Regions from separate parts of the Homo sapiens genome. Here all the other regions are linked to region 1. The links are chromatin loops, found by intact Hi-C in ENCODE. Cell type or tissue: mammary epithelial cell. All regions are shown on one strand.

Region 1 (8,000 bases):
TGAAAACTATTATATAGAGTTGCTTATTATATTCTCTTAAACGATTTTAATCACTCCTATATCTATGGTTATTTCTCCTTTCACGTTTCTAATGTAACCTATTTTTGTTCACACTCATCGTCTTTATCTCTCTTGCTCACTCTTTCCTTAATCAGGATTTGAAGGGGCTTATCTGTAGATGTCACTGGTCTTTGCCAAGAAGCAGTATTTGAATTTATTTTTCCTCTCTGTAGATATGCTATTTTATTACCTTTGTATTTTATTTTTTTTTCATCCGTCTTCTTAGTGTCTTTGAGTTTACTATGTTGTTCTTTTTAGAAAACTATAGAAGTAAGTCTTTAGCACCTTTTTGGTGGTTCACTGGCAGTGAAGGCATTCAAGGCTATAAACTCTTCTCCAGGCTGGGTGTCATTGTGTCTGATGGACTTTGTATTTTGTGCACACCTTTTCACTGCTTTCTAGAAAGCTGGTGATTTTTCTTTTGATTTTCTCTTTAATCCAAAGATTATCAACAGCTGCCTTTTAGTTTCCAAATGGGTAAAATGTTTGGCCATTTTAAAATTGCTTATGTCTTATTTTGTTAGATTGTGTATTGGAAAATCATGTCTTATAACATCTCAATGCTTTTGAATTTTTAAGGTTTTAATTGTGGATTTATGTCACTTCTTATGATCACTTTTTATAGATATTCCTGGACATTTGAAATAATGGAGAAATATACTCCTATTCAATGGATGTAACATTCTATAGTACAAGTTACATTTAGTTTACTGATTGTATTTTTAAATCCTCTATGTTCTTGCCTACTTTTTTTTCTGCTGCATATGCTAAGGGAACTATATAGCAGCCCCTGATTACAATAGTAATTTTATCAAGTTATCCTTGGATTTGTAATAGTTTTGCTTGGGGCATTGGGCTTCTACAGTTTGGTGTGCAAATGTTTTGTCAGTTGCATTGTTTTAATAAATGTCAGTATTGTGGTTCCAAAATGGCCCTGTACATCCTGTTGAGTGATTTTACCTCTTCTGTTTATCTTCTTCCATCTTCAGATGCCTCTTCTGGTTCACCTGTGGTTGGTTTTCAGTCTTAATTATTTCCTCGGAAAGGGGTTTTGTGGTGCTATAGTTTCTATTTGCTTATCTTCAAATGTCTTTCAGCCTGATAGATGGAAGATATCTTAGCTGGGTATGGGATTCCTAGGTTGCTGATCCTTCTCTCTTTGATGTGACTCCATTGTGTTTAGCTGTCAGTGTTGCAACTGAGAAGTCTTAGGCCACTCTGATGAGTTTTTTGCTGTATGTATATGTCTTTTGTGGATGAGAGGAGTGGTTTGAAGGATGGGAAAACAATGTCAACCAGGTGTCACCACGCACAATTCCAGGAGGCACCATTCACATCAACTTTCATCATAAGAGTCATGGATGACTGCAGGTCAAATTCTTTCCAGCATCTGCCACTGTCTTGTCCTCATCCTAGGCTATCTGAAGCCTCATCTCCAGGTACTTCCCCAGCCTATAGGGAAAAAATACTTCCACCAGTTTTCTCCACCTGGGCTTCCAGAGAGCTAAAGGTCTCCTCTAAACCTCACTTCCCTTAGGCCTCAGTAGGAAGACTTCAGGAGATGCAGAGGCAGAACTGAGCATGGAGATAAAGAGGGTTGCTTTTGGGTAGCCATGGGCCCAGAATGTCCCTCATCCCTTAGAGCGTAATTCGTTAAGCAAGGCTTGCTTATAATTTTTCCTCTACAGATGTGAGCTCTTCAAATTGAGAGATCTCTCAGTGACAACAAAGTGGCTGTACAAAAACTATAACATCATTTTAAACAGATTAGGCACTAAATTAGTCTGGGCGCCATAGCTCACACCTGTAACCCCAGCATTTTGGGAGGCTGAGGTGGGTGGATCACTTGAGGTCAGGCGTTCTAGACCAACAAGGTGAAACTCTGTCTCTACTAAAAATGCAAAAATTAGCCAGGCATGGTGGCGGGCGCCTGTAATCCCTGCTACTCAGGAGGCTGAGGCAGGAGAATCGCTTGAACCCAGGAGGCAGAGATTGCAGTGAGCCAAGATTGCACCACAGCACTCCAGCCTGGGCCACAGAGCAAGACTCTGTCTCTAAATAAATAAATAAAAATAACGGGTTAGGCGTTAAATTATTTCTTCCTAAAATAAAGCTGAATGTGTTGGAATCATTGTTCTCTATTAATAAAAAAAGAGGAATATTAAAAATTTCAAGCAAAAATTTGGCTTGTTCATGGTCTAGGAAACCTACTAGGCAGCCTGCTTTTGAAAAGGAGAAGATAAGGCTCCACAACACATGGCGTGACAACCATTTATGACCTCTCCAGAGACAATATTCCACATGAGACCATCCGATTAGAAAGCAGAGTCCATGAAATAGACTTGTCTTGCTATTTCTGTGTGCTTTTAGGAAGCCTATGCTCACTGAGAAGAAAGAAAAGAATGTTCCTATAAACTTGTGATGGAAAAGCAATAAAAGCCACCAGAGACATTCTGAAATTTTTATTCTAATATTTCACTGACCAGAAGGAAGAAGCAGGAAGCCTTGCAAGGTTCAAGAAATAGTTGTCAGCAATAAGGAGAGACCACATTTTTCTGCCTCGTATAAAGCTTAAAAAGCAGGGGAATGGTGTTCAGAGAGAAAAGAGCAATTGATCTAATTGGACTAGAAGAAAGTATACTTTAAAAATTTTTTATTATGATAAAAATGCATAAAATGTGGCATTTTAACCATTTTCTTATTTCTTATTTTTTATAGACAGGGTCTTGCTCTGTCACCCAGGCTGGAGGGCAGTGGTGCAATCATGGCTCACTGCAGTCTCAACTTTCTGGGTTCAAGCCATTCTCCTCCCTTGGCCTCCAGTGTAGCTAGGACTAAAGTTGCAAGCCACCATGCCTGGCTAATTTTATTTTTACCATTTTCAAGTGCATAATTCACAGGGATTAATTGCAACTATCACTGCCGTCTTTTTCCAAAACATTCTCATCACTCCCCACAGATACTCTGTACCCATTAAGCACTAACTCCTCATTCTCCTTTCCCCAGCCCCTGGTATCCTCTGTTCTACTTTTGTGTGTGTGTTTCTTTATGAATTTACCTATAGAAGGAAGTATTTTTGTGTACCAGGGAGCAGTAAAACTAAGTCAGTGAAAAGACTACCTCTTAATCGATTCAGTACTGAATTCCGTAGACAAGCGAAGCCACGCAAGGTTTCAGAGCAAAAAATACAACCCGGCTAGAGCATTGCTTTCAGAAGCTTCATCTGGCAGTGGTTTGTGGGATGGATTGGGGTCTGGAGACCAGTTGAGAGGTTGTTATAAAAGCCCAGGCTGGGGGTAAGGAGCACTTGGAGCCACTACTGAAATGAGAAAGAAGATTTAGGAGACATTTTAGGGAATATACAGGAGGAAGCAGCCACAGGACCTGGCAAAATTACCTCGGGGTAAAAAGGGAGGGAGGATGACAGATGTTTTGAGTCTGGGTGACTCGGGTGATTAATTTTTAAACTATGCATTTTTAATTAGGCTTCTATAAAAAGTCACAAAACAGTCATTTAAATTATCAACAAAGCGTTCCAAAAAAAGATCAGAATCGAGTGTGATGTTCTTTTAGGAAAAAAACCTGAATCAAACAAAAGAATTCTATCTTCTAAATGTCAAGGTTCATGTGACATGACATGGCATTTTATAGGAAAGGAGGGAGGTAGGGAGGACCAGGGTAATCAATCAATCTAGAATGCTCGAAGGTAGGAATTCAAGGGAGGGAGAAGGAACTGACTCTATAAGGAAGGCCATTATTCGTGGAGAGCATGTTGTGGCTAATATTTAATAATAAGAAGTACGATATTATGGCTAGAAGCATGGAGTCTGAATCCAGACTTTTTGAGTTCAAATCCTACTCTGTCATGAACTAGCTGTGTGACCTTGGTCAAATTGCTTAACCTCTCTGAACCTCTGTAATATGGGTTAATATAATATCTATCTGATACAGTTGTTTGATTAAATGACTTAATATATATGTAATGCTTAAGTACCTAGCACATAGCAAGTGCTATACAAGATTTTGGCACCATTATTATTCTTAGGCTAATTTAAAAGAGCAACGTAAAATTTAAAAAGTTTCCCTGTAAGGTTGAATAACTTACTAAGGAAATCAGAAATAAAGGAATCACAAAGTCCGACATACAGCCACAGCTGAAATACCTCTTTTCTGTGATTTAAGAATGCTGCCTTCTTAGGCCAATGCTAATTATTCACCTGCTTATTAAACATTATTTAAAAAACACTTAAATTGGTATGATACTAACTCACTTTTTAAAATTCATTGACTTGGAATTTTTCTAACCAAGATTAAGTTTATTTGTTTCAATGGTCTGAGTCCATTCACTTTTTTTGCCCATGACAAGGGATGCTGAGTTGAACAGGAAGTAGGGATCAAATCAATAGATAGTTGACTAAATGAAGGAAACAATGATTTGTATATTTTCCGAGGCGATCTTTGAGGTCAAGGTCTAAATTTAGGAATATGGATCTTTAAGGATTTTTTGCTTCATTTGTAACTAAAATCAGGGCAGCGGTTCAAAGGACAGACTCAGCTTTTACACCAGTGGTTTTTTTCAGTGATTTTTCTCCTGTGAGATTTAGAAAATGCTGTGCTTACCATCCAGTGCCTCTGTCGTGCACCCCTGTCCTTCGCTAGGGCTGCACGTCGTCACACCCACCTGGCCTAGAATTCCCCATCTCCGGGTGGGACCGGAAGACAGTCTACCTCCGCACGCCGTGCTCTGCGGGAAGCGGTGGATACTGCTGCCCTCTGCTGGTCACCACTTGAAACACTTCTGGGCTTTTCCGAGGAAAGGGGCTGTGAATAAGCAAAAATCGCAGCACGAGAAGAGGGATGGGTTCGAAACCTCTGTAACCCGAAACCGTCGAGCTCACCCACCCACCAACCTCCTGTGCACCTTGCAAAAAACAAAAAAAAATTTTTTTTTTTTTTTTTTCAAAATAAAAACAGGCCAGGCGCAGTGGCTCACACCTGTAATCCCAGAACTTTAGGGGGCAGAGGCAGGTGGATTGCTTGAGGCTGGGAGTTCCAGACCGGCCTAGGCAACATAGCGAGACCTCGTCTTTACAAAAACTACCCAAAAAAGCCGGGTGTGGTGGTGACCCCCGTAATCCCAGTTACTAGGGAGCTGAGGTGGAAGAATCACTTGATCCCAGGAGGTCGAGGCTGCAGTGAGCTGAGATCGCTCCACTGCACTCCAGCCTGGGCGACAGAGCAAAACGCTATCTCCAAAAAAGTATTAATTAATTAGTTAAAATAAAAACAGTACTAAGTAGTACAGATGAGTGATAGGAAGTCCAATACGGTTCTGATTCGTCCCATGATTAGACCACACCTCTTGTTTAAATGTTTACTGGTTAATTCTTTCCCAATGTTCACTTTCTTGTTCCTATGCTTTGCTCCATCAGCGGGTGGTTGAGACAGTGCTGTTTCAATATGTGCAGGGTAGTTTCTTCAAGTTTATCTTAAGAAATTGCAGTGTACTTGCTGCATGTGTTACCATAGTGCTCTGTGGCTGTGTCTTAATTTCACTTGTTTGCTTACACAAATCAGAGACTCACCCTTCTTTTGTTTTTCTTTCGATATTCCATATTCTAGTGGTTCCTTTGAATTTTTGCTTTTATAGTGTCTCTCCTCTAGTCCTCTTTATCATTTTTGTTGTTAAATAATTGCATTTGATTTCTGGAAATTGCTCCATATCAGCTCATGAACATTTTCTTTATTTATTTCTTTATTATTTTTTACAGCTGCATAATACCCCATCATGTGTTATGTACCATTGTGTATGCAACCATTTTCCTATATTTGGGCATTTAAGTTGTTACCAGTATTTTACAATTTTAAACAATACTGCAATGAATAACCTTGTGCATGGGTATTTTTGAATTTTTGGAGGTGTAGCTTCAGGATAAGTTCCCAGAAGCAGGATTGCTGGGTCAAAGGGTGAATGCATGGGTATTGTTGTTAAATTGCAGGTAATTGTTCTTCTTAGGGTCGGAGACTCCCTATGAGACTGCAAGTGACTAGTATTTATTGTGAGGATAATTTAACAAGTGATTAAAAACACTGGAATATTAGTACTCAAGAAAATAGGGTGTGACGTCAGCGAAGGCAAGAGGCGTAAACTCAAAGAGTTGGGAAGAGCAGGAATAGTAGCATGAATTGGTGTTGTAAAGATGGTTTTGCTGCTGGATTTGCATGTAAGGTTGACCTAAGTCTTTTTGCCACATAGGCTGATGATGATCCACCCCTGTGTGCCATCATTTTCTGTGGCTAGGTTCTTTTCTGTCTGTCTGCTTCTGCTCAGATTCCCTCTGGGCTCCTTTGCTCAGTAAGGCATACCTCTGTTTCTCCTGCCCCTCCTTGCTCCTGATTTCAGCCTGCTATTCAATCTCTGACAGATCCCGGCTGCTCTCCTCCAACATCCTCCCTTCTATTTCATGACCCTATGGTGTCTACACCCACTACTAGCTGGTGATTCCAGCCACAGTTTCTAATTCAGATTCTGAAAAGTAAAAGTCTGAGTGTCCCAGATCTTCCCTTTGGAACAACACTTTGTAGGCTTCAGGTAGATGATCACTTGCAGTTCAGACTGCTTCCCTGGGTGTCATGTGTCTACCCAGGATGAGTCCTACAGAAGGAGTGTGGGTGGAACTAGAGGTATGACAGGTTAACATGATTGATATGTAAATTTTAGGCAATTTACCAGAAGTGGGAGGATGGCCACTTCTCAATGGCTACGCTGGTTCAGCTGCAGGTTCCTGATTTTTCACATCATGTTCCCAGGATCGTATACTTAGCGCCCTGCAGATGACTGTGTGCTGATTTTCAAACCACAAAGAGGAAAACAAACTAGAAAAACCTCTTTATCACCACTTATTTTATACACAAAGGGGGGTAATTATTAAAGGAACTAAGGAAATTGGCACAAAGTAACTGTTTTTAAAGATGACCCTAACCCAAGCCCATCATTTTGATCTAACCTCAAATATCACTTCATCAAAAAAAAAAAACCTTTTCTATTCCATTCGTGCATTCATGCCTTCACTAATTTTGCCACTAATTGAATAATTTATTTAATCGTGTATTGCTTCTCAGTCTCTTTCTACCCTTTCCCCACCAGAATGTGAACCCCATGAATTTTCTGACCACTGCTCTGTCTGGTACCCCAGCACATAGTAAGAGGTCTATGCTAACAGTGGGGTTGCATGAAGTGTGTCATCCTGGGGGACACATTTCACTCTCCCTGCCTTGTGCAAGTGTCTTCTCGTCATGGAAAAAGAAAACTGATATTGCTCTCAGCAATTACCCAACCTGCTCCAGAAACAACAGTGTTTCCTAAGCACTCTTTTTCCTTCAAAATACTCTTTTGGAAAGGAGTAATTTAGTGAGGAAGAAATGAGCATGCTACATCAATTGATCATGATGCTGCAATAACCCTGAAATTTTTGTGCGTTCCAAGCGGATACTCTATGTAAAGTTTCCATCCTATGTGGTGTAATCAATAACTGCCTAACAGGAAGGATGCTGGCAGGAGCAGAGATAACTCCGCCTGCACAAACCCATCTTGGACATATGCAGGAAAGCTATAATCAGGGCCGCGCACATAAATTATTTGAAATTCAATGAAAAAGCTGAAAGTGCATGTAATTAAAAGTGAGCAAAGCAGATAAAGTCAATTATACACTTAGAGGAACATTGTTTTATGCAGTGGGCATGGTAGTCATCAAAATCAACAGCCCGTGGGGCCTGTACAGAGAGCTGACGACGCTCTGCTCAGAATGAAGGAATCCAGTGCCCTAAATCAGAGCAGCCTTTTCAGAGCCATATAATCTCACATAAAGGAAAAGTACAAAGGCTGAAAAGGAGGAGGGCCCTGCTTGGTGCGATCTCGAAATAAAACCAGGTTCTAATAG
Region 2 (8,000 bases), 430 kb before region 1:
AATGACTGGTGCATGCTACTGGAAAGCCCAGGGGAGTGGTGACCACAGCCACAGCCAGGCCCAGGCCTTCACACAATGCTGAGAAAAATCTGTCTCTGGACTCATCAGATCTTCCTTCTACTAAGAGGTCCAACCCCATATCCCATAGCACACCACCCCCACCAGAGAGAGGAAAAGAGAGAACCACTTTCTCAGTAGTCCCAACAAAATCCTAGCAAAGATTCCCATTGGACTGGCACGCCACATGCCCATGTGAAGAGACTGAGGCACAGAAATAAGGTGAGCCCCTGAGGACACACAGCCCCACCCCACCACACTGTGCCTGTCTGAGGTCATGGACTGCACTAATCAGCAACTATGGCCCAGATGCCTACCCCTGGGGTGAGAAGCAGGGGTATAGAATCAGCTCTGCAGGGTCAGCCCCACATCCGTCACCTAGACTGAAGGTTGGGGGAAGTGATTTTTCAAAGGAAACTTGGCTGCTCTTACCAGAAAAAGGGAGACTGGGTGCCAGGCAGGGGAAGCCACAACTGCTCTCTACAATGAGACTGTAGAAAAGTTTTTGACAGAGAGGATATTTTTCTCTCCAGTCTGATGCTGGGCCCAAATTTCAAAGAACGGAAGGCTATTAAAAGGGCAAAGGAAGGAAGTACTAATTAAAAGGTCCCTGCCAAGCTCTAGGGTCAGACAGAACAAAGAATCATCCATTAGGGAGGCTCCTAGCCTGGTGTTAACTGCAAGAGCTTTGGGGCGGGACAGAGGTTCAGCTCAGGGCCCTTAGATGTCTGAAACCTCCCGGACTTCATTTTTCTCATTTGTAAAATGGACATAAAATACCTACTTCTATGGTTTATTGGCAGGATTGGATGCTTTAATATATGACAAATCTTTAGGCTGGTGCTTGGCACATGGCTTGTTCTTAATACGTGGTAATGGCTGTAGTGAATGTTGCTGCTAAGCCTCCTCAAATGTTTGAGTCCTAGAGATTCTTCCTCTTAAGCCAAAAGTCTCCTCGGCTCCCCTGAAATCTTTGGTTCCTTATTTTTATTTATTTATTTAGAGACAAGTTCTCATTCTAGAGTGCAGTGGTACTATCATATCTCACTGCAGACTCCAACTCATAGGCTCAAGCCATTCTCGCAACTCAGGCACCTGAGTAGCTAGGACTATAGGTGCACACAACCATGCCAAGCTTAATTTTTTTAATATGTCATTTTGTAGAGACGAGGTCTTTCTATGTTCCCAGGCTGGTCTTGAACTCCTGAGCTCAAGTGATCCTCCTTCCTCGGCCTCCCAAAATGCTGGTTTTACAGGAATAAGCCAACCACACCCAACTCTGGTTCTTTTCTTTTTGAGGAAGAGTCTTGCTCTGTCACCGAGGCTGGAGTGCAGTGGCACAGAGTTGGCTCACTGTAACCTCCACCACCCAGGTTCAAGCAGTTCTCCTGCCTCAGCCTCCTGCGTAGCTGGGACTACAGGCATGTGCCACCTTGCCCAGCTAATTTTTTTTTTTTTTAATTTTTAATAGAGACAGTGTTTCTCTACATTGGCCAGGGTGGTCTCAAACTCCTGACCTCTAGTGATCCACCCATCTCGGCCTCCCAAAGTGCTGGGATTACAGCTGTGAGCCACAGTGCCCAGCCTCTGGTTCTTTTTTTAATAATCCCAAGATCAAGGACTTATTCTAGTACTTATGTTCCTAGAAGTCCTTTGACACTTTTCCAGAACTTTTGCTCTGACTTTGGGGTTATGCAATATGGGCCATGTCAGTGTGGACTACACTGGTGTTGTTTGTATCTATTAGATGCTGGAGAAACAAGATCCCCTATATTCCTTTGATCCGGAATATTCAAATGATGCAGTGTCTTTTCCATATTTCCTTCATGTCAGCTGGCTTTCCAAGGGCACCCTGCACAGCCACATTCCATAACCCACGTACAGTTGCCTCTGGCCACCTTTCTAGGCTCTTCCTGCAGGACGCGCTGCTCTATCTTGCCTTCCCTTCAAATCCTGCCACGGCTCTCAGACTTGACACTCTAGACCTTCCTTGTTTGCTGACTGATACAGTTGGGTGAGGTGTCTTTTTGTAGCAAATCACAGACACCAGTTGAAACAGACTTAATTATTTAATTGAAAAGTCAGAACATAGCAGGATTCAAGGACTTGAACAATATTATCAAGTCTCAGTCTCCATCTCTTGCCTCTACTTTCCTTCCTGTTGGCTTCATTCAGGGAGACTTTTCCCATCCCATAGCAAAATGGCCACCAGCAAAGGCAGCTTACACTGTGGGGGTGAATGCGTGATTTTTCCCAACTCCTCACCCATCCTGCATGCCTGCCTTTTGCCAGTGACTTTGTAGTCTCTTCCACCAGTAGAGTGCATTTGCCATCTCACTGATGTTGGGTGTAGCCATGTACTCTATTTTGGCCAAAGAAATGTGGTTGTAAATGACAGCGTGCCAGTTCTGAGCCTAGGTGTTAAGAGGAACTGCCTGTTTCCATATGCTTTCTCTTGTGCTTGTAGAATTACCATGAGGATATGCTGCAGGTAGCCTCTTTAAAAAAAAAAAGACATTTAGAGAGAAGCTGCTTCACTTGAATGCAGGCTTGCAGCTGGAAGCAGAGGCATGCCAGCTAATCTGAGAAATTGTTAGCATGATAATAAACACTTTCTGATACGTGGGGCTGAGCTATATGAGGGCTCTTTATATAGCATTGTTGTGGCCATAGTTGACTGATGCATAAACTATTTCCATTGCCACCAAAAGAGATTTCTTTTCTTCCTGACGGTTTCAATAAAAATCCTAAAATCCATTTCAATGCACCACACTTAGTTATAGGGCTGAAAGTGAAGAAGAGATGGCTCCCCACAGGAATTTGTGGTGCTCTTACCGGAAGACGGTATAAAGAATGTTGAGAAGTCAAAATGACAGGTTCTCATTGCATCATCCTTGAAGGGGCTGCGGGTACCTGTGTCCGATGTTAAGCCAGGAACCAGCCTTTTCACATCTGTACCGAACCTTATAGGGCAGAGCTCAACCAGATCTAAGAACCAGTTACCAGCTGGCCAGCTAGGGATGCCCAATACATAGCCATTGGTGTTCCACCAAAATCAAAAAGACCTAACCTCTAACTTCTCTCCCTTTCCAGGCCAGAATGGATAAGGTGGGCTTGTTCGGCTGGCAAGCTGCTATTTGGTAACTCACTGCCCTCCTCTGCAAGGCCAGTTCAACTCAGAAAAGTTGTGGGCAGAATGGTTGCTGGGTCCTGATTTAGAGCAGTCCTTTCTTTGCCAGCTCTGGTCTTCAGTTGTACTCTGGGGCTTTAATCTCTAGTGGTGTGGGTGCCCCACCAAGTCTCTGTTCTTGAGAAAGAACAGTCCTGAATTGAAAGCATGATGTGTAATAAATGGAACCCCTTTGCCCTGCTTTATAGGGTCTATTAAGTCTATTAAGCTTCCTGGTGAATATCATTGGAAATTAAGCTGATTTTTAAAACTGCAGAGGCTCTATTTTGCTTTCTTCCCCCAAATCCCACCTTTCTACCTTGACCTTTTTCCTGCTGTTTGGCAGCTGCTGTCTTTAAGGAATGCCACTTGGCTCCAAGATATTCATGGGGCATTTTTGATGGGCATTGCTTTGGGAAAGGGCAAGATTCTGCCTCTTTCTGACAGTATTGTCTTCCAAAGCTGCATGGCAACTCATCCTTCGGCAGGGCATCCATCGTGTAGAAGCTCTTGGAGCTATGAAGAGAAGATTCTGTTTCCTCTACTCCCCAGGGATTGCCCATCACTCTTGCGGTACTACACACCATCCCCATCCTTTGAATGCCAAACCTCTTCATCGAGCTGGGAGAAAATGTTGGGAGAAGGCTGGGGAGGGGGAAAGCAAACACTGGTCAGTGTGTTCACTCTGATTACACCATTGTGGGTGAGACAATAGCTACTGTGAATACAAGCAGGCAGGGTTCAATGCTGCTTTCTTCCCCTCGTCAATGCAATTTTGATCCAGCCAGGGCTACCCTGCAATTTTGATCCAGCTCAGTCTAACTGGGGCAGCCCAACCTGGAAACCAAGCCTCTCTCTGTTGGGGGGTGGCTCCTCTCATCATTTGGGAGGTTATTGGGACCATGCTTGGAACGTCCCATGAACGTGGGCCACTCCAAACCCACCAGAGCCTCCATGAACCAGCCTAATTGTTATTAAAACACATCTTTGATATAGACATGATTGCAAGTACCAATTATTAAGCTGTTGTCCCTCACCCCAGGGCCCACGAACCACTGTTTTGTGATGCAGTGGTTGGGGCTGCCATTTCTCCCGACCAGCTGGTGCCACATTTGGTTCTGCCACTAGGAGGCACCAGAGGGAGAAGGCAAAATTGAAGGATTTAAGAGGGCCTCCCACCTTCTAGTTTGCATCAGCTTCACCCTGGCAATAGCAGTCCGTTTCAGTCTCTAGCTTTCTCAACACACTCAGTACCAGCCTCTCAATCATTACTCTGCTCCGTAATTTACAAAATGTTCCTACTTAACAACGCCAGCCAGATGCAATGGCTCAGTGTGTAATCTCAACACTTTGGGAGGCAGAAACAACAGGATTGCTTGAGGCTAGGAGTTTAAGACCAGCCTGGGCAGTATAGCGAGACCCCATCCCTGCAAAAAGTTTGAAAGTTAGCCAGGTGTGGTGGTGCACACCTCTAGTCCCAGCTGTTCAGGAGGCTGAGGTGGGAGGATCACTTGAGCCCAGGAGTATGAGGCTGCAGTGAGCTATAATTATGCCACTACACACCAGCCTGGGCAACAGAGTGAGACCCTGCCTCAAAACAACAACAACAAAAACCACCTCTGGTGTTTTTTTTGTTTGTGTGTGTGTGTGTGTGTGTGTGTGTGTGTGTGTGTTTTAAATCTCAGCTCTGTGTGTGCGATTTCACTCACAACAAAGAAGAGAAGCATCAACAGCTGGTACAATAGGGAGCAGGGTCCCCTCCTTCCTAAAGATCCAATTTCATCCCGGGTGGTGGATAAGGCTAAGAAGATAAAAAATGACCTTTCACCTCTGGGGACAGTAATGTAAAATTAATTTGAGGCTTTGAACCTAATGAGCTGGCCCATCCTGGTGCGTACCCCATGAATAACACAGTATGTGCACAGCCAGCAGCCCAGCGATCTTTCTTCCTCTGATGGGGCTTGGGATGAGAGGGGGGATGAGAAAGAAACTCATTTTGAAAAATAATCCTCAGAGGAGAGAGGTCTGCTAGGTCTTCATAAACCCAGTATTAGAGGGAGGAAGAGGGGGAGGGGAGGAAGAGAGAGAGAGAGGGAAAGAGAGAGAGAATTATGTGCTTTTAATCTGCTTAGCTTTTCACTGCTGAATAGCTAAAGGGCTCAGACAGGCAAGAATATTGTGAGGTGGTTAAGTCCATGAACTTGGAGTTAGACCCCTTGGGGTCTAGGCTTGATTTGTGACTTTTTAGCTGTGTGATCTCCAGCATGTTTTTAAACTTGTGTTTTTGGGATGTTTGGATTAGATAGTACATGGAAAGTGCTTGTGTTTAGGCTAAGAATCTGGTTATTTTTGCATTTTTTGGCGGTGATTGAGGAAGGGGGGAGCAATTCGAGGGTGATTTATCCACAGAATATGAAGTCTGAGGTTTCTGCTCTGACAAGAGGAAATGTCTAACAGCAGAAGACAAAAGTGAAACCGGGCTGATGCGAATCACTGGGAAACTGGCTTTGGCACCTCCAGAGAATGAACTGTTTCATAGCCTAGCTGACCATCCATGAAAATGGCTGCCTGGAGAGGCAGTGATCAGCCCATCCCTGCAGGTATGCAAACAGAAGCTCTCTCCGCTGTATGAAAGGATGTATTCACTTCTTTCTTTTTTTTTTGGGGGGGGGACAAAGTCTTGCTCTGTCGCCAGGCTGAAGTGCAGTGGTGCTATCTCGGCTCTCTGCAACCTCTACTTCCCGAGTTCAAGTGATTCTCCTGCCTCAGCCTCCTGAGTAGCTGGGATTACAGGCACATGCCACCACACCCAGCTAATTTTTTTGTGTGTGTATTTTTAGCAGAGACAGGGTTTCAGCATGTTGGTCAGGATATTTTCGATCTCTTGACCTCGTGATCCGCCTGCCTAGGCCTCCCAAAGTGATGGGAGTACAGGCGTGAGCCATCACGCCCGGCCTGTGTTCACTTATTTCTAAGGATCTTTCTCCCATTCAAATGCTGGCTATTCCACTTGCTAATTGTGTTGCCTGGGTCATTGAATTTCTTGGAGGCTGGGCTGCTTTATCTGTGGAATCAGGCCAATGGTGCTATTGGCCTCCCTCTTATGATCTCCCTCCCTTTCCCTTTTACTCCCTTCCTGCCACCAACTAATGCTCATGATGTGCTGGGCACTGTGCTAGGCTTGGGAGATACTCAGAGGAAGAAGATGGTATAAGCACTCCCTGGGAAAATACTCAAACACTTAGTTTTAGGTTTAGAAGAAGACAGACAGATGAACAGATAATTATAAAGTAATTCCATAGATGCACTGATGAGATATGCGTTGAGTATTCTGGAAGCACAGGAGAGTGCATCTAACTCTTCAGGTGTGAGACAGAGATGGGGTCAGAGAATGCTTTGGTATTGGGCATTAGTGTAATAATTACATGGTGGGGTATCTCTGGCAGAGGAAGCCATATGAACAAAGACCCAGGGACAAGAAGACAGCATGGTGTGCAGGGAACTATATAAAAGGCAGCACAGCCGGGATAAAAAATGTGAGGGAAGAGTGACGGGAGATAAGGCTGAAGAGTTAGACAGGGGCTAGATCACAGAGGCCCTTCTCTTCCATGTTGCAAATGTGAACCATGAAACATCAGGCTGATTTTAAGTAGGAGACTGGCATGTTTGGGTTTCCATTTGGAACGACCTCTCTGGAGACTGTATAGAGGATGAGTTAGGAGGAGGCAAGGCCAGACCACCAGCTAGCAGTGTTGAAGTCAGGAAGTCATCTAAGCTAGAATGACGATGCCACGAAACATGCTTCTTACGGGGTTGTGGTGAGAATCTGATGATGGAATGCCCCGGGAAGCTTGTAGTAAGACATGAACTGCTTCCCACAAGCCAAGGGTCATTATAATTATGATCACTCTATAAAACATTGGTTTGGGTGCCCATCATATAAACTGGGTCCCTCCCATCACTTACCCAAACAGTGGCAACAAAATCCATACATTTGGTCAAAACCAGTATAAATGGTTGTTGGGCTTAACAAGAACCCTTTAAAAAGTAATGAAACCACTGGGTTGAGAAATAATTTTGCAGATGCTTCTGGGATACAGAAGACTAAATTTTGGTGCTGCTGGAAAGAATGGGGGAGAGAAGCACAATATTAAATTTTGGGCAAACTTGAAATGCACAATTAAATGCAGGCAAACTGGGAGGGCAGATGATACTCTTTGAATAAAACTTATAATAGATTTGGCACAAGAGGGTACTGGAGATGGGCCCAAATGTCTCAAATTTGCTGAACTGTTTTTGCAGACAGCTGGGAATTTACCAGCATTTTCCTTTTTTTTTTTTTTAAAAAAAAAACCAGAATATTTTGGATTTTGTAGACATGCCCTGGAATGCCCCATCTCAGGGAAGGCTAGAGGAATGTCTCAGTGCAAGTGTGGTGTCTGCTTCTACTGATGTTTATGGCAGAGCTGAAAATTGTCTTTAAAATTAACAATAGATGTGCATAAATCTTCCTCAGTTACCTAGCAACTGATACAAGACAACGCTGAGGTTCACAGGGCTGGGTGGAGGTAAACCTGTTTTAGGAAATACCTGGGAGCATTTTAGTAATGCCTGGAGATTGCTTGGAGGGAAAGGAAAACAAATTAACATGACTAATTAAATGTTTGAATTCCTTTGTTTTTTGTTTTTGGTCCTGGGTTTTTTTGTTTGTTTGTTTGTTTTTTGTTTTTGTAAAAATCAAATCAAATAACAAAAAGGTTTCCTAAATCTCTGA
Region 3 (8,000 bases), 370 kb before region 1:
GTTAGTTACGTGTTAACTTTTTTCCCTTTAAAGTCTCCTGTGTCCATATTCAGATGAATCCTCTGATTTTAGGCTATTTATTACCAGGGTCCTGATAGACCTAGTGTATCTACATATTTTGTTTCCAGCCCCTTCGTTTATCCTTGGGAATCTGAGTCCCACAGCAGGGATACAAAGGTGCTATTTAAAACTATGTGATGATGAAAAGAACAAGAAATCCAGCAGGAACAATGCAGAGATGTATAATATCTCACCCTTTCTCACACATGGAACTAATTGTGACATTCATCCTAGAGCCCAGTTTCTGCACACAGACCCCAGAGTCCATGCTGCAAAGATGTTTTGGAATCCCACCTCTGCCAATGCCCAGTTGGAAAGCCTGCGACATCAGCTCACAGCTATGCGAAAATAATAAAATTGAACATTTTTTCGGAAAGATGACCCATATGTTTAATAAATTTCAGTATGTGAACCAGAGACAGGTTTGATTACAAGCCACGTAAAGGCTTCACTTAGATGGTGGTTCTTAGTTTTCAGAGTGGGGATTTACTGAGCTTGATTCTGTGTGTGGCAGTTGCTCTCCCTGCCACTGTTCACCCATTCTGTGTGCCCATAAAATGAGGAAACTTTGAGTCCTGTATTCACTCTTTTATGTTCTAGGATATGGATTCATAGACATCATCTCTTCACACCAAAAGAAATGTTAATTATAATATTGCAAATAGTAGAACTATATAGTTTTACACTCTCTTATAATACTTCTTTAAATTGCATTTTCACTTTCGATTGGCCAGTTCTTAATAAATGGATCTCATTTAAGTTCATAGGGGTTTTCATAAATAGACTTCAGTAGTATTTATTAGGTATCCATTATTAAGCATCATTAGTTAAGTTTCACTTATTAAGCACCATTGGCTGGACATGGTGGCTCATGCCTGTAATCCCAGCACTTTGGGAGGCTAAGGCAGGCTGATAGATTGAGCCCAGGAGTTCGAGACCAGCCCGGGCAACATGGCAAAACCTGATCTTTACAAAAAATATAAAATTAGCCAGGTGTAGTGTCACACACCTGTAGTCCCAACTACTTGGGAGAATGAGGCAGGAGGATCACTTGAACCTGGGAGGCAGAGGTTGCAGTGATCCAAGACCACACCATTACATTCCAGCCTGAGCAACTGAGCGAGATCCTGGCTCTCTCTCCATATATATAATTTTTTTAAAGCACTATTAAAACAGAAGTGCCCCCTGAACATGTACATGTGGCCCATCCAGGAATAAGAATAACGTTGTATTTTCCTGGCTCTTTACAGTTTTTAAAATTTTACATATATTATTTTATGATACAAACACCTCTGAATTTTTTGGGTTTGCTTTTTGTTTTTAAAATTACCACTTTCAAAAGATGAAACCAAAGCTCAGAAGGGTGAGTGGCTTGTTCAACATAACTGGTACGTGGCAGAGCCAGGATAAGAATCCAGTTCTGACTCTGAAACCTGAGCTCTTGCCCCTGCCCTGACTGGTGTCTCCATACTGCAACTCAAGTCCATGTCGAGAAGCACAGCAACATGCAATTTTCTGGGCACCTTCCATAACCAAGTAATGTATACATTACTTCATTTAATCTTCTCTATCACTCTGTGAAATAAGTAAGAGTCCCATTTTGTGGATGAAGAAATGGGCTGATAGAGGCTAAGTGTCTTGCACAAGGTCAAAAATTATTCAGTTGTAGACTTTAGATTTATTTCAATAGCCTGTGTTCCACATTGCCTTTTAAAACAAAATTATAACTGTGTGCTATATGCTCTGCTTGCTGAGGTAGGCAAGGCTATAAAATATCTGGAACAATTACAAGTAAAAATGATTAAAGGTGGATTTCAAAAAGATAATCTGCAAATATTTGAAAAACTCACACATCTATTGGAGTTCAGCGACCAAAATAACTGAATATGAAGACTCAGCTCATTTGTTTTTCTTTGCTTGAGGAGAGGGGACTTAACTTGCTATTAGAGCCAGTGACTAGGCAAAGATCCAGAGAGCTTGTATAGAAGCTGGGTGGGAATGAGATGGAGAAAGAAGCTGCACTGCATCTCCTATCACTATCTTCTACTCTGCCGTAATGGCATCAGTTCACCCTCTTCTACTCTAGGAAACTTCTGGAATTTGGGTCCTGTATCAGTTAGCTATTGCCATTGTAAGGATGTGTAACAACTAATCTCAGAATCTCAGTGGTGTGCAAAACTAGGCACTTATTTCTCACTTGTGAGTTTGTGGATTGGCCGAGTGGCTGTGCTTCTCACATCTTTCATCCTCTTCCTGGGACCACCCAGGGTGTGCTCACCTTCTGGCAGGGATGGAGGCACAAGAGAGCAAGCTGGGAAACATGAGGCCTCCAAAGGCCTAAATTTGGAACTGGCACGTTGTCATTTCCACCCATTTGCTGTTGGCCAAAGCAAGTCATGAGGCCAAGTCAAAGGTGAGGAAGGAGTGGTAGTTATACTCCATGAATGATAGCCACGATGAGTAAAGGTGTGGATGCAGGGAGGTGTGAAAATTGGGACCAGTATTGCAATCTACTACAGGTTCCAATAACATGTATTTTGGAATTCATCCTTTTATATCAGCGCCTTTCCATTTTTGAGTTCATGGGCCCTTTTGTGAACCTGTTGGAAGTTCTGCACATGCTCAAACAAGTGTAGTCTACACCTAATTTAGCTTTCAGTTTTCAGGGAGTCTCTTAAGTTAAACCACAAGGCCCAAGTTAAGATATCCTGTACGGGAGTGCTGCCCTGCATGGTGCACTGTCTTCTCCAGGAGCAGGAAGGTAAGACAACAGGTGCTGTTTCTGCCCCTTCTCAAAACCTTCTGCTCTGCTGATTCCAAATGCTCAAACATGTTCAAATGCAAACACTCGGATTGGATGGGATCTTTTCTTTTCTCCAACATGAAGATAGCTTTATCAACATTTTTGACTATTGAAGAAAGTTTCTGCAAAGGTAATGGATAAGCAAGTGCTGCTCTGTTATAATATTTTTGTTGGATCACTTTAACAAAATGTGAAGATTAAGTGTTGTGAAGTGCATTCATCTCCATTCATTCAATGTAAAGAATAATGATGCCTGTTTTTGTTTTTGTTCCTGTGTTTTTCTTTCTTTCTTTTTTTTTTTTTTTTTTTGAGACAGAGTCTCACTCTGTCACCCAGGCTGGAGTGCAGTGGTGCAATCTTAGCTCACTGCAACCTCTGCCTCCCCATTCAAACTATTCTCCTGCCTCAGCCTCCCAGGTAGCTGGGATTATAGTCACCAGCCACCATATCCGGCTCATTTTTTTTGTATTTTTAGTAGAGACAGGGTTTTGCCACGTTGGCCAGGCTGGTCTCGAACTCCTGAGCTCAAGTGATCCACCCGGCTCAGCCTCCCAAAGTCCTGGGATTAAGGCATGAGCCACCATGCCTGGCCATTAAATGTGCTTTAAACACTCTCTTCTTCTAAGAAGTCATAGTCATATTAAATAATCATTTTTATAAATGTCTTTAAACCCTATGTAATTTCCCAAAATTATTTTGGATGTTTTTCTGATCTGTGAAGTCTCAAACTCTGAGAACCACTGATGTAGACTAACTCTCCTTCTGGAGCTGGAATCTTGAGATTTCTCTCCGTCCCTAAGGAATCATCCAGAATCTGTTTGATTACCTTGAGAGATGGAAGCTCATAATCATTGGTCAGCTGTGACCACTGGATCATTCTTTCTTATGTCAGTCTGAAATCCTCCCCTGGGTCGCTGCACCATAAGAGACATCAGAACAGCAGAGTTATCTTTAAGAATTTTCCAACCACTTTTAAATATGGGAAGAGGAGCAGACTTATTTTCATATGCCTATGGCTGTTTCCTTAAGCCTACCACTCTGGTATTTTGTAACAAGTTGCTATCTCTCTGAAATTTAGGGATGCTTCATGGGGCTGATTAGCCTTTATTCTACTTGTGAGCCCTTAACTGGCCTCAAGGTTGAGACAGCAGGGATGTGTGTGTCAGTCTGTAGCAACATCTCCTCTATCTCAGCTGCACCCCTAGAATTCTTCATTTGGTTGAGAACCCTTAGGGTTGCCCTTTTCCATTTCAGTGGGGACAGTGCTGGAAGAACAAGTCAGTGTCCTCCACTGGCACAGGTTCTTCCAGACTCTTGGACTCAGATCCCCTGCCTGCCCCAGGTCTCCAAACCAACACCTACTGCACTAATGAAAATTCACAGTAGAGGGCAGTCTCTCATGCATAACAAGGCTTCCTTTGTGGAGATGTGTATTTAATTGAAGAACTGATAGAAAAGTTTCTTTAATTAGGCTGACTTCATAAAGGGGAGACAAATCCCTTGCCATCCTAGAAGCCATCTTTTGTCTGTAGGAAAGGCCATTTTGTTTTTGAACAGGAGATTTCCCTCTTCTTATTTCCCCACTGTTGGGTCTCATTTGTGAAGTTCAAAGATAGAAGGGGGTTAATTTTAGAGTAGCCTTTCTGATTTTTTTTAAACCAAATATGCATGGTGGTAGGAACATTTGAACACACTGCAGCAAGACTTGCTGATTTCTCAATCTTTTTTTTTTTTTTGAGATGGAGTCTCTGTTGCTCTGTTGCCCAGGCCGGGGTGCAGTGGCATGATCTCAGCTCACTGCAACCTCTGCCTCCTAGGTTCAAGTGATTCTCCTGCCTCAGCCTCCCAAGTAGCTGGGACTACAGGCATGCACCACCACGCCCGGCTAATTTTTGTATTTTTAGTAGAGATGGGGTTTCACCATGTTGGCCAGGTTGGTCTTGAACTCCTGACCTCAGGTGAGCCACCCACCTCGGCCTCCCAAAGTGCTGGGATTATAGGCGTAAGCCACTGCGCCCGGCCTTCTCTGACAATCTTAACAGCTTCCCTGACTACAAAGGATAAGCCTGGAGAGGATTATTAATGCCAAACATCTGTTTTGCTTTTTATGGTCAGGCTTGTGCTGAGTCTGTCTGACACAATATTTAATAGTCACAGAAACCCTACAAGGGAGATCAGCTTGTGGTTATCATTTACAGATGGGGAGACTAAGATAGTGATATTGAGAAATTTGCTGTGTGACCATGAGCAAGATACTGGACTTCTCTGGGCCTTACCTTGTTTATCTGTAAAACAAAGACATTGAGATTAAATAGCTTCCACCATCCCCATTTTCTCTAGGCTTGGGACAAAATAAAATCAAAAACACTAAAGCCAGACTTACCATGGCAGTGGGATTGTCTGGGGGTGGAGGTGTTGATGTTATTGACAAGGAAGCAGGCCCATGCTTTTGTCATTGGTTTAAAATTCCTTGAGCCGAGCCTATGGCATGTTGGAAACCCAGCACTGGCTTGGTTTAACATCCATAAATGTTAAGACGCTGAGCCTCATCCAATTTTAGCAGTAACCTGCTTCAGTTCCCTAGGAATGTTAAAATGGGAACTGCGTTAGTGGCTCTGAAAGCCTGGCCACTGAGCGTATGCTTCTGCTCTTCCATGAAATGCAGAGGCGAATTGTGAATGTACTGAATTATACCAAGGAGATTAATTTCATTTTGTTCTTCCCAATAAAACTCACCAAAATGACCTGACTTGTCCCTTATTCTTAAAAAATTTCCAAAAAGGAAACAAAAGAACTTTTGGTGGTCAGTCTTGTTAGATGGAAGTTTTATTCTCCCAGGCATGAACCAACTGTCAGAAGACTTATTCTGAGCAGGTTTCTAATCTTTTTATATTCTCTCATACATCCCCAGCCTGGCCCTGGATGCTGGGTGCTGTTTAGCAGAAGTGGGATAGAGGCAGGAGTGAGAAAGCCATGCTTTCTGAAATACCAGTGAGTATACCTAGGTTGCGTCTGAACTCATCACTGATCCACACAGGTTATATATAACATGGCGGTGGGTGATTATTTAATGATTTGGGGGGGTTTACAAATCATATGACTAGAAGGAATCATTTTAAAGAGAGCAAAAAAATGATATGAGTGAGAGGTTTTTTATTGGTTGCTATATTAAGCCATACCATATGAAATTGCTCTTTGGTAGGGAAGGTCTGAGCTGGGGAAAATAAATTCAGGAATCATCAGCATATTGATGGTATTTAAATCTGTGAATGAGATCATTTAAGGAGAGAATGGAGCTAGCACTGAGGGCCGGCTCAAAGCCTGAGGCTCTGCAATGTTTAGAAGATTTACAGAGGAGGAGGAACGGCTAAGGAATTAGAGCAGGGGAAAATGTGTCCTTGGTTAAATATTCTGCTGGGGAGGTTTAACACACACACACACACACACACACACACACACACACACACGCGCGCGCGCACACCCCTACACACAGTTAGAGGTCCTGGTTCCAGCGTTTCTTTTTATGAGTGAATCCTCCCCTCCCAGATAACCTTGCCTGGCAAAGATGCTATTTTGTGAGAGGAAGCAGCAGGAGCTGTTAAGCTGAGATGATGATTCATTATCTGTTAATGGTTTCCCCCTGTGGTTTTTCTCTGTCCTTCAACCCCCTACCCCTTTTAGTGGAGTTTTCTTTGTGCTAGAAAATTCATCTCTGTAAAATCTCCAGAATTCTTAAGTCTTCTGGACTTTTCTTGACCCATGGAACATGGAAACTTCTACACTAATCCGCAACCAGTGACAGTTAAGCTATGCCTGATTTGTGGCTGTTTGTGATGGTTAATTTTATGTGTCATCTTGGCTGGGCCTTGAGGTGCCCGGATATTTGGTCCTATATTATTCTGGGTGCTCCTGGATGAGATGAACATGTAAATCAGTGGACTTGAGTGAAGCAGATCGCCCTCCACCATGTAGGTAGGCCTCATCCAATCAGTTGAAGGCCTGATTAGAACAAAAAGACTGACCCTCTCCTCGGTAAGAGAGAATTCCGCAGCTGTGACTGCCTTTGGAGTTCAGTTGCAATATTGGCTCTTGCTGGCCTTTGATGGGACCATCAGCTTTCCCTGGGTCTCCTGAATCACTCTGCTGATGTTGGATTTACCAGCTTCCATAATTGTGTGAGCTGATTCCTTATATTTTTCTATATATCTCTACCTCTATTTCTATCTCCATCTCTCCAAGTCTCTATCGCCTATTGGTTCTGTTTCTGTAGAGGGCCCTGATGAATAGAATGTTTTCTACTGCTCTTCTATACCATCTGCCTTTCTATTCCCATGAACTTCAAAGGCCTTGTCCTGATATGATCTATCTCTTGCACTCAGGAGATCCCCATTTGTCCTGGGACAGCATCAACAGGAGTGGAGGTCTTGGGACTGTCACATCTAGTGAAAATATTCACATTTACTACACAGACCTTTATCCTGGGAGTGGTGCCCTTATTAGATGATGCAAGCAGGCTGTGAAGGACTATTTTCACCCCTTTCTATTAACTACTTGAACTCTGCCTCACACAGTAGTAGTGCACTAACAAGCTTAGCCCTTTTCATTTATTTTACATGCTTTGCAGATTCTTAGAGAAGGGGTCTTACTATGTTGCTTAGGCTGGCCTTGAACTCCTGTGCTCAAGCGATCCTCCCTCCCCAGCCTCCCCACTAGCTGGGATTATAGCTGCACACCACTGCACCAAGAGAATAATGAAGGACTAACATTTCGAATTTTCTATGCTTTATCAAATGCACATTTGGTGATTAAAAATCATGTTTAAGGCAATATTTACTGTTTGTTTTAGAAGACATTTTCTCACACATTAGTTCCTTTAAACAACACAGGAATCTATACAGCAGGCAAAAACAAGTATTTCTCAGGGTTGAGATTTAGTCATTGGGCCCCAGAATAGCTGTACTGTGGTTATGCTGTTGATTGACTTTGGTACCAAAGCAATGTGGTGGTGAAGACATCCTGGGAGTAGCACCAACAGAGAGGGTGATAGGTCCCTAGGGGCTGAGTGGACTGAGGTGGGACCAATACAGCACCTGCCCACTGTTCCAGAGTAGCTAGCACTGGGCGGGGCTTCAGAGAA

What was found. Hi-C counts contacts between places; a loop is a spot of excess contacts. Peaks named below come from ENCODE experiments on the same cell type or tissue, not always from the same donor. Only the 100,000 strongest peaks of a DNase experiment are listed, where the experiment ranks them.
Region 2: it touches region 1 in a loop (6-fold over the local background); 8 of 110 quality-filtered maps call a loop at or near these places.
Region 3: a loop joins it to region 1, with 16 times the contacts of the local background. A loop is called at or near these places in 97 of 110 quality-filtered maps.

Annotation. Positions count from the first base shown.
Region 1 is chr3:64,027,678-64,035,677 of GRCh38, reverse strand. No RefSeq gene overlaps it. Among named protein-coding and RNA genes, the nearest start is that of PSMD6, 8.2 kb to the right of the region's middle. In mammary epithelial cell, a CTCF peak has its summit at 4,835 (motif pointing left); a DNase peak (open chromatin) is centred at 4,817; H3K27ac peaks cover 364 bases.
Region 2 is chr3:64,460,094-64,468,093 of GRCh38, reverse strand. The region is part of intron 5 of LOC105377123 (a long non-coding RNA gene); the gene reads left to right. Among named protein-coding and RNA genes, the nearest start is that of PRICKLE2-DT, 19 kb to the right of the region's middle. In mammary epithelial cell, a CTCF peak has its summit at 4,348 (motif pointing right); no DNase peak of the experiment used is centred here.
Region 3 is chr3:64,395,633-64,403,632 of GRCh38, reverse strand. No RefSeq gene overlaps it. Among named protein-coding and RNA genes, the nearest start is that of PRICKLE2-DT, 46 kb to the left of the region's middle. In mammary epithelial cell, a CTCF peak has its summit at 4,239 (motif pointing right); a DNase peak (open chromatin) is centred at 4,252.